Regions from separate parts of the Homo sapiens genome. Here region 1 is linked to region 2. A link is a contact called in ENCODE Hi-C or POLR2A ChIA-PET data. All regions are on one chromosome and are shown on one strand. The core of a region is the stretch at or near the end of the contact, and the rest is flanking DNA. Distances in the headings are between cores, read along the strand shown.

Evidence for each region. A loop is a pair of places that touch in the nucleus more often than their neighbours do. ChIA-PET counts read pairs that join two places held with the same protein, here RNA polymerase II (POLR2A). Pooled maps may share reads with other maps.
Region 1: a loop to region 2 is called in a map of mammary epithelial cell, with 2.2 times the contacts of the local background. The contact joins the promoter of MTPAP here to the enhancer-like site in region 2. A Hi-C loop is called at or near these places in 2 of 168 maps with a recorded cell type or tissue (mammary epithelial cell and posterior vena cava), 2 of 37 single-sample maps with no recorded cell type and 8 of 50 pooled maps. POLR2A ChIA-PET finds 5 or more read pairs at or near these places in 8 of 52 experiments (A549, GM10248, MCF 10A and 5 more).

What each region holds. Positions count from the first base shown.
Region 1 is chr10:30,346,872-30,350,722 of GRCh38, forward strand. It overlaps MTPAP (mitochondrial poly(A) polymerase), which reads right to left and starts at 2,407. Exons shown (of 9, transcript NM_018109.4): 1 at 2,248-2,407. The coding sequence starts at 2,404. RefSeq lists enhancers at 887-1,387, 1,969-2,068, 2,079-2,148, 2,199-2,248, 2,279-2,418.
Region 2 is chr10:30,386,624-30,390,596 of GRCh38, forward strand. No RefSeq gene overlaps it. Among named protein-coding and RNA genes, the nearest start is that of MIR7162, 20 kb to the left of the region's middle. Within about 2 kb of position 1,293, at least 2 of the 41 ENCODE cell types and tissues checked have a DNase peak (open chromatin) inside an H3K27ac peak, as active enhancers do.

The sequences.
Region 1 (3,851 bases), core at 1,157-3,656, 39 kb before region 2:
TGTGAACGTGGAGCTGCTGGTGACCATCACCCCCATCATCAACATCCCATGTAGAAGAGCCCAAGATTATAAGGCCACCAAAAAACAGCTAAGGAAAATGAAAATATCTCACACTGACCACGTCAAACCAATTGACCTTAAAGTATGATATATGTCTCTTTCTGGAGTTTGGTTACACAGATTGGTATAGTCTCCCTTTTCTACTTAAGCTATTTTGAGTTAGTTTCTGTTACCTGTATCAGAAAGAATCCCGAATAATACACCATGTACTCTTATTGTCTTTCTACTACAGCTCTTTCCACTACTAACATGAAACCTATGTCAAAACTAAGACCAACCTGGAAATGGGAAATTAACAGATTTTAGCTCACTATAAATATTTTTCAACCATTAGAGGCTGACCAAAAATGGAATTGACTGATTTATGCAACAATGTTCCTTATTGCTATAAACTGGTAATGAATCCTCACACTGAATGAAAAACTGAATTGGATATTTCTCAAGTTCCTTCCAATTATAAAATCACATGCTTCTAGGTGAGTATAAGGTGTACTTAACTGTCCTTCTTTAAAATGGTAAAGACATCCAAATGAGGATTTTGTTATTTCCTGCAAGAATCCCTGAATATTTAGTCGTATTATTCTAATGACACAAAATGAAACATTTCCTTAAAAAAGAAAAATAGCAAAGCTACAGTAAATGAAGAGTATAGTCTTGGAATTAGAAGTGAGTTTTACTGGCTGGGCGCGGTGGCTCACGCCTGTAATCCCAGCACTTTGGGAGGCCAAGGCAGGCAGATCACCTGAGTCTGGAGTTCAAGATCAGCCTGGCCAACATGGTGAAACCCCATCTCTACTAATAACACAAAAATTAGCCAGGCGTGGTGCCACGTGCCTGTAATCCCAGCTACTCGGGAGGCTGAGGCAGGAGAATCACTTAAACCCGGGAGGCCAAGGTTGCCGTGAGCCAAGATCGTGCCATTGCACTCCAGCCTGGGTGACAGAGCAAGACTTCGTCCCGAAAAAGAAAAAAAAAAAACAGTGGGTTTTTTAATTTTTGCCACCGAATAGCTGAGTTTAGCTTGAACTACTCAAGCTACCCTTGGACTACCCTGTTCCCTCATCTATAAAATGGAGTAACAGTTATTTCCTTCCACACCTACGCTACAGGGTTGTTTCATATATCAAAGAGCATATGAACATACTCTCAAATTTAAACACCCATACAAATGTTAAATTACAATAGCTTTTTTGGCAGAATCCTTACTCAAATTTTCAGCGTTACTTAGAAATGTTCAACAGAAGTAGCTTCCACTAAATACAATCCAATCAATATTTGAATGAAATACATAAAGATTTCTCACTGCCTGCCAATGTAAGTCTTTTATACAGTCTGATAAAGACACCAGCTTATTTTAGGGAAAAAATAGCTCCAAGGAATCGTAGAAGTCAATACATTTTGTTTAATAATTTGACTAGAAGTCTAAATTAACTGAGCTAGTGACCTTGCCTAAGTTATTTACCTCTTTGAACCATTTTCTACATCTGTAAAATGGACACAGTGATACATTTCTTGCAAGATCGTTTTAAGAACTGTAAATAGAATACACAAGCTCTTGAGTCACAAGAGAGGTTCAATAACACTGGCTTCTCAATACACAAAGAAGCATATAAATGTAGAACGAACGCGGGACAACAGCCTGTTGCAGTGAATCCAAATCTGTTACCAGACTGATTTGGTTCAAAATGGCCAAAAAGAATAAAGTAAACGGCAGTACATTTCATAGACAGAACCCTATGTCTAGGAACCAAGAATCCTCTTGATTCATCAGGCTACAATATAACTCGGCCTCCAGCAACAACTTAATGTATCAAAATCAGAAATATACGTACACGATGCAGCGACTGGCTCAGGTGTGTAGCATTACTATCATTGGGAACACTATTTCGTCAAACTGTAAAGTGCAAGCAAACTGGGTTCCTGACCTGAATTTCATGGAAGTCTAAACAACTCCATTACTGTACACAGGAGTCGCCCCAAACAAACATCACACATCTCACTTCTGCCTCAGCAACGGCGGCGACCCTGGGTTCCCCTACAGAGATCAGAGGAGAGGAGAGGACAGGACACAGCCCCACCCTCTTGCCAAAGGGTCCACAGCCGTTTCCACAGGCCACGTGTTTCCCCGTGATCCCAGACTCCTCGCCCGCTGTGGGACGGAACTACAGGGCAAACCGGCGCCATCACCTGTCTCCACGCTCCCTGAAGGCTGCTCGTCTCTCCTAAGGTCTTTGGCCACAGTTCCTGGGCAACTCAAAAGCCTGACGATAGGCCGCTGGACTCGAGTTCTTCTCCGGGCACACAGGTTCAAACGGGTCAAGAGCCCCACGCCGGGAACCGCCATTGCTAAAAAAAAAAAAAAAAAAAAAACAGCACTAGCGCGAAGCTGAAAGGTCAGCGCGTTTTCGCGCATGCGTCGGGGGGGAGGGGGGGGGCAAAAGAAATGGGAAGCCTCGAGGGTCAAACTAGGCGAAAGAAGTTCGCTTTTAGAGGAAGAGAGGAAATTGAGGCCGGAAAGAAGATACCTAAGCTTTCAGACATGGTTTACTTCCACAGTCACACAATTTACCAAATGAAAAGTTCCATAGAAGGAGCGCTCCACCTACTCTTGTAAATAGCATCATGAAAATAGAACCAGAGCCCGGGCGCGGTGGCTCATGCCTGTAATCCCAGCACTTTGAGAGGCTGAGGGAGGTGAATCTCCTGACGTTACGGGTTCGAGACCAGCCTGGCTAACATGGCGAAACCTTGTCTCTACTAAAAAATACAAAAAAATTAGCTGGGCGTGATTACATGCCTGTAATCCCAGCTACTTGGGAGGCTGAGGCACGAGAATCACTTGAACCCAGGAGGCGAAGGTTGCAGTGAGCCGAGATCGCGCCACTGCACTTAAGCCTGTGCAACAGAGCGTGACCCTGTCTCAAAAAAAAAAAAAAAAAAAAAGTTAAAATAATGGAAAGGCTTTTAACCTCTCTGAAAGGGGCACCAGGAGCAGGCAGGGCATCATCATCTTCCTTGAACCATGTGAGGACATTTTACAACCTCTGCCAATATGCCTCAATTCAAATTAAAATTCAAGTGGTTTTGCCAGCCCCTCCTCCAAGTGAGAGGTACATACCTCATCTTAAAGCCATACGAAAGGCATTGGAGAGGACTGGTTCAGTCTTCTCATTTTGGACATGAGAAAGTGGGGCACAGATCAGACAACGACTGGCTATAGGTCACACCTGGGGAGTCAAAGTTTAAAGTCAGAGCTCTGCCCTTGATTCAAGGCTCCTCCTCAGTGCCTGTGTCATAACCAGTGGCCCTTGCTCGGGTGCCTGGGAAAAGGACATACGAAACAGTGCAAAGAAGCCTGCAACTGAAGGCAGCCTCCCCGGGGGAATACACTGCTGCTGGAGGCGAAAGGAAAAGCAAGGGGCCTCGCAATCGGAGCGTGAGAGAGGACAAACCAGCACCGGAACTGACTAGCCAGCTCTGTGTTAGCATGGTGCTATTGCCTTGCAGGTATTTTCCTTTTTAATCATCTCAACAAATCTGAGTGATTAAACCCATTTCATGGATGAGAACACGGAGGCTTAGAGACAGTAAGTAACTTGTCTAAGGTGGCCTCATTAGAAGTTGGCTGTGCTGGCTGGGTGTGGTGGCTCACGCCTGTAATCCCAGAACTTTGGGAGACCAAGGCGGGAGGATCACCTGAGGTCAGGAATTCCAGACCAGCCTGGCCAACATAGCGAAACCCTGTCTCTACTACAAATACAAACATTAGCCAGGTGTGGTGGTGGGCACCT
Region 2 (3,973 bases), core at 43-2,542:
ACTGGCTTTGGCTGGAGACAGGGTCAAAAGGGCTCTCCTGGAATGGCACATTCCCATCCCAGGGAGGGAGCTCTGTTGGGAACATGAGATGGACCAATAAGATCCATCCATTAGGAAAGTGGCCCTTGGTCTGTCCAGTTTTAATGGAGGAGGGTGCTTGGTGCAATGACCACTTCTGATGGGGAAACTATTCAGAGACATGGGCATTCATTGTTTTTCCCACGTGTGCCCCACTGGGGCCCAAACTTGAGGGGTGAAAAGTTCCAGGAGACAGATCAAGAGTGGTGTACATGCCATGGCTGCCCAGGCTGGGCTCTTCCCACCGCCCCTCGGCCCTACCCTCTGGAACCCTGGGCAGGCTGGCAGAAGCCCTTTTTGTGGTCTGGGCTTCTGGCCAAGATGCCTATGGCTTCCTAACACCTGTGTGGGGCAGTCTAGTGTAAAGATCCTGAAAGTAGGAGAAGAGCAGTTGATCAAGTGAATCCAAGATGTAACTAAAACTGTCTCTGATGGCAAAGCCTTTGATGCTGAAGAGTCTGGCCCATAGAAAGATGGCCCTGAGCATGGCACCTCTGACTAAATCCGTCACTCTGGCCCACTGAGCATATGAGCCCAGCCTTGCTCACAGTCGGGGCGGGAGGAAGACCTCATGGAGGCCACTCGATAACTGCACTTCCCGTCATAGCTGATTTCACCCACACCGTCCTCTGCCCCAGCCAGCCCAGCCCCGTCATGCCCTGCCGTTGCAGTCAGGGCTCTTTAGGGTGAGTAACAGAAAATTCACTCGAGTTGGCTTAGGCAAGAAGGGAAGTTCATTGGTCATTAAGTTAGCCACAGGCAGGGCAGGGAACAGTTGGGCCTCAGGAATACCTGGACTCAGAGTCACCAGCACTGTCAGGATTTGCAGGCTCCTTCCCTTGTCTCTGTCTCCATCTCCGCCTGCAGATCAGTTTTGTGCTCTCAGAGCAACTTTCCCCACAAGGTTGGAATCAGACTGTTGGCAGCACGAGGCTTCCGTCTTCCTGGCTTTGCCCCCAAGAAAGGATGGGGCTCCCCTCCATTAGTTCCTATTCAGAAAATTCCAGAAGAGAGCTTCTGCTTGGTCTGGTCTGGGTTGGCCGGGTAGCTGGGACACTAAATCTGCCAAGCCCTCTAGCGGCATGTGGTTGAAGAAAGGTGGAGAGATGTATTAGTCAGTTCAGGGTGCCATGCCAAAATACCACAGACTGGGTGGCTTAAACCACAAATATTTATTTCTCCCAGTTCTGGAGGCTAGGAAATCCAAGATCAAAGTGCCACCAAGGTAGGTTTCATTCTGAGGCCTCTTCTCTTGGTCTGTAGGTGGCTGCCATATCGTGTGCTCACATGATCTCTTCTTTGTATTTGTGCAGAGAGAGAGTGAGTGCACTCTCTGGTGTCTCCTCTTATAAGGACACTAATTCTATGGAATCAGGGCCCCACCCTTAGGACCTCATTCAACCTTAATGACTCCCTGAGAGGCCTCATCTCCAAATACAGCCACACAAAGGTTTAGGGCTTCAACATATGAATTTGGAGGAGACAGAGACATTCAGTCCATGATGGGAAGAAAAACTATTCACCAAAAAAGGGATGCAGTGGCCAGAAAAGGGGGCAGATGAAACTACAGATGCTCTCCCCATTTCCCCCAATACATAACACACACACACACACACACACACACACACACACACACACAAACACACACACACACAGCCCTGCCTTTGCCCTTTCCCAACAAGGCCACTCCCCACCCCATGTTTATTTACCTGCCTCCTATCCTGCTCTCTGAAGCTGCCCCTTCCCCTAAGTTGTCCTGTTGCTCACTGAATGCTACACACAGGTAGGTGCATGTAAATGTAGCCAGATACTACATGGTCCTCCTGGACCATGTGTGTTCTGAGCCCCACCATGGGACTGGGCAGGAAGTAGGTATCACCCATGTCTATTGTCCTCAGGCAGAGCCTAGCTCTGGGACACGAGCTCAGTGGGTGCTGCGGCTTTGTTGGGTTCACCTCAGGCCCCCTTACCCCCAATCCACTTATAAGGTTCCCAGGGCCTTGATACCTCTGTCCTTGGAAGAAAAGAATGTGATTACCTAGCTCACACAAACCTGCTGGTGGCTTCCCGTAATAGAAGGACATAATTTTCTAGTTCAAAAGAGTCTATCAAGTGACAAGCACAGTGAATGAAGAAAGACCTACAACAAGGCACATCATTGGGAAATTCCAGAAAACCAAGGATAGAGAGAAAATCCTAAAATCTTCCAGAGAGAAAAGACAGGTCATATATAAAGAGCCAAGACTCCGCATGACACTGCCTTCTTCCCAACAACACCGGGAGCTGGAAAATAATACAGCAATATTTCCCAATGTGAGGAGAAGTTACGTTTAAATTAGAGCATTATATCCAGCCAAACTATTAATCAGGAGTTGGGGTAGAACAATGACATTTTAAAATATGTGGGAGTCAGCAAGCTTGGCTTCCATTCACTCTTTCTCAGGAAGCCACTGGAAGATGTATTGCAGCACAATGAGAGGGTAAACCAAGGAAAAAGAAGATATGGGGCCAGGGAACGGGAGATGCACACAGAAGAGGCAGCAGAAAATTCAGAGAAATGCCAGGATGCCAGCCGTGCCATGGGCTGAGAGAGCTGAGTCCAGTTTGGAGCATAAGGATGGAGGGCAAGGGAGAAAGGGATGCCTCCTGGAAAATAACAGGGCTGATAGGGTAGCTGGTGTATCTTAGTTTTTGGATAATTATTACTAGGCATTTCATAGATCAGTTGGAGCATCTGGGGAAAAAAAAGTAGTTAATAGGGACAAAAACGTATAAGCAAATGAAGGGAAACAATCTGAAGCAATTATCAGCTCCAGGGGAAAAAAAGGAAAGAAATGAAACAAATTCAGTGCAGGACTTGGCTTAGGAAACAAAATTTAGATATCTATAAGACTGTAAATGCATTTGATTTCATAAGATTGTGATCCAGTCAAATTGGTAGAATGGAGGCTCCCTTACTTGTAAGGGAGGTAAGCCTTATACTCTGTTATGCCAGGAAGTCGACAGATGCTGAGGAAAACAAATCAAGAAATAGCAACATAAGCATTATTTAGAAATATGATTATACCAGAGGAAGTAGCAAAATGAGTTTAAAGTGATGGCCTCTGGGAATTAGGACTCAAAGGCAAGAAAGGAAAGGGCAGAGGAAATGCTTTCTGATATAACCCTTTTATTACCATTTTGTTCTTTTTTTCTTCTTCTTTTGTCTTACTGAGGATTTCTTGCTCCAGATACCATTTTGTTCTTAACTCTGTGTATCTAGTACTTTGATCAGAATTAAATATAATGTTATAAGTTCTGGAGATCTGTTCTACAGAATGATGACTACAGTTAATAATAATGTATACTTGAAAATTGCTAAGAGAGATTTTTTGCTTTTATTATTATTTTTAATTGACACAAGAATTGTACATATTTTTGGGGTACAGTATAATATTTTTATACAATGTGCAATGATCCAATCAGGGTAATTAGCATCTCCACCACCTCAAACATTTATCTTTTCTTTGTTCTGGGAGCATTCAAAATGCACTCTTCTAGCTATTTGAAAATATATAATAAATTGTCATAAATTATCATCACCCTATAATGCTAAAGAACACTAGAACTACTCCTCCTATTTAGCTGTTTTGTTTTTTTTTCCAGTCCGGGTCTCACTCTGCCCCCCAGGCTAAAGTGCAGTGGTGCAATCACAACTCACTGTAGCCTTGACCTCTCGGGCCCAAGTGATCCTCCCACCTCAGCCTCCAGAGTAGCTGGGACCGCAGGCATGCACCAACATGCCTGGTTAATTTTTTAAATTTTTTAAAGAGATGGGGTCTCCCTATGTTGCACAGGCTGGTCTCAAACTCCTGAGTTCAAGTGATCCTCCCACCTCAGTCTCCTAAAGTGCTAG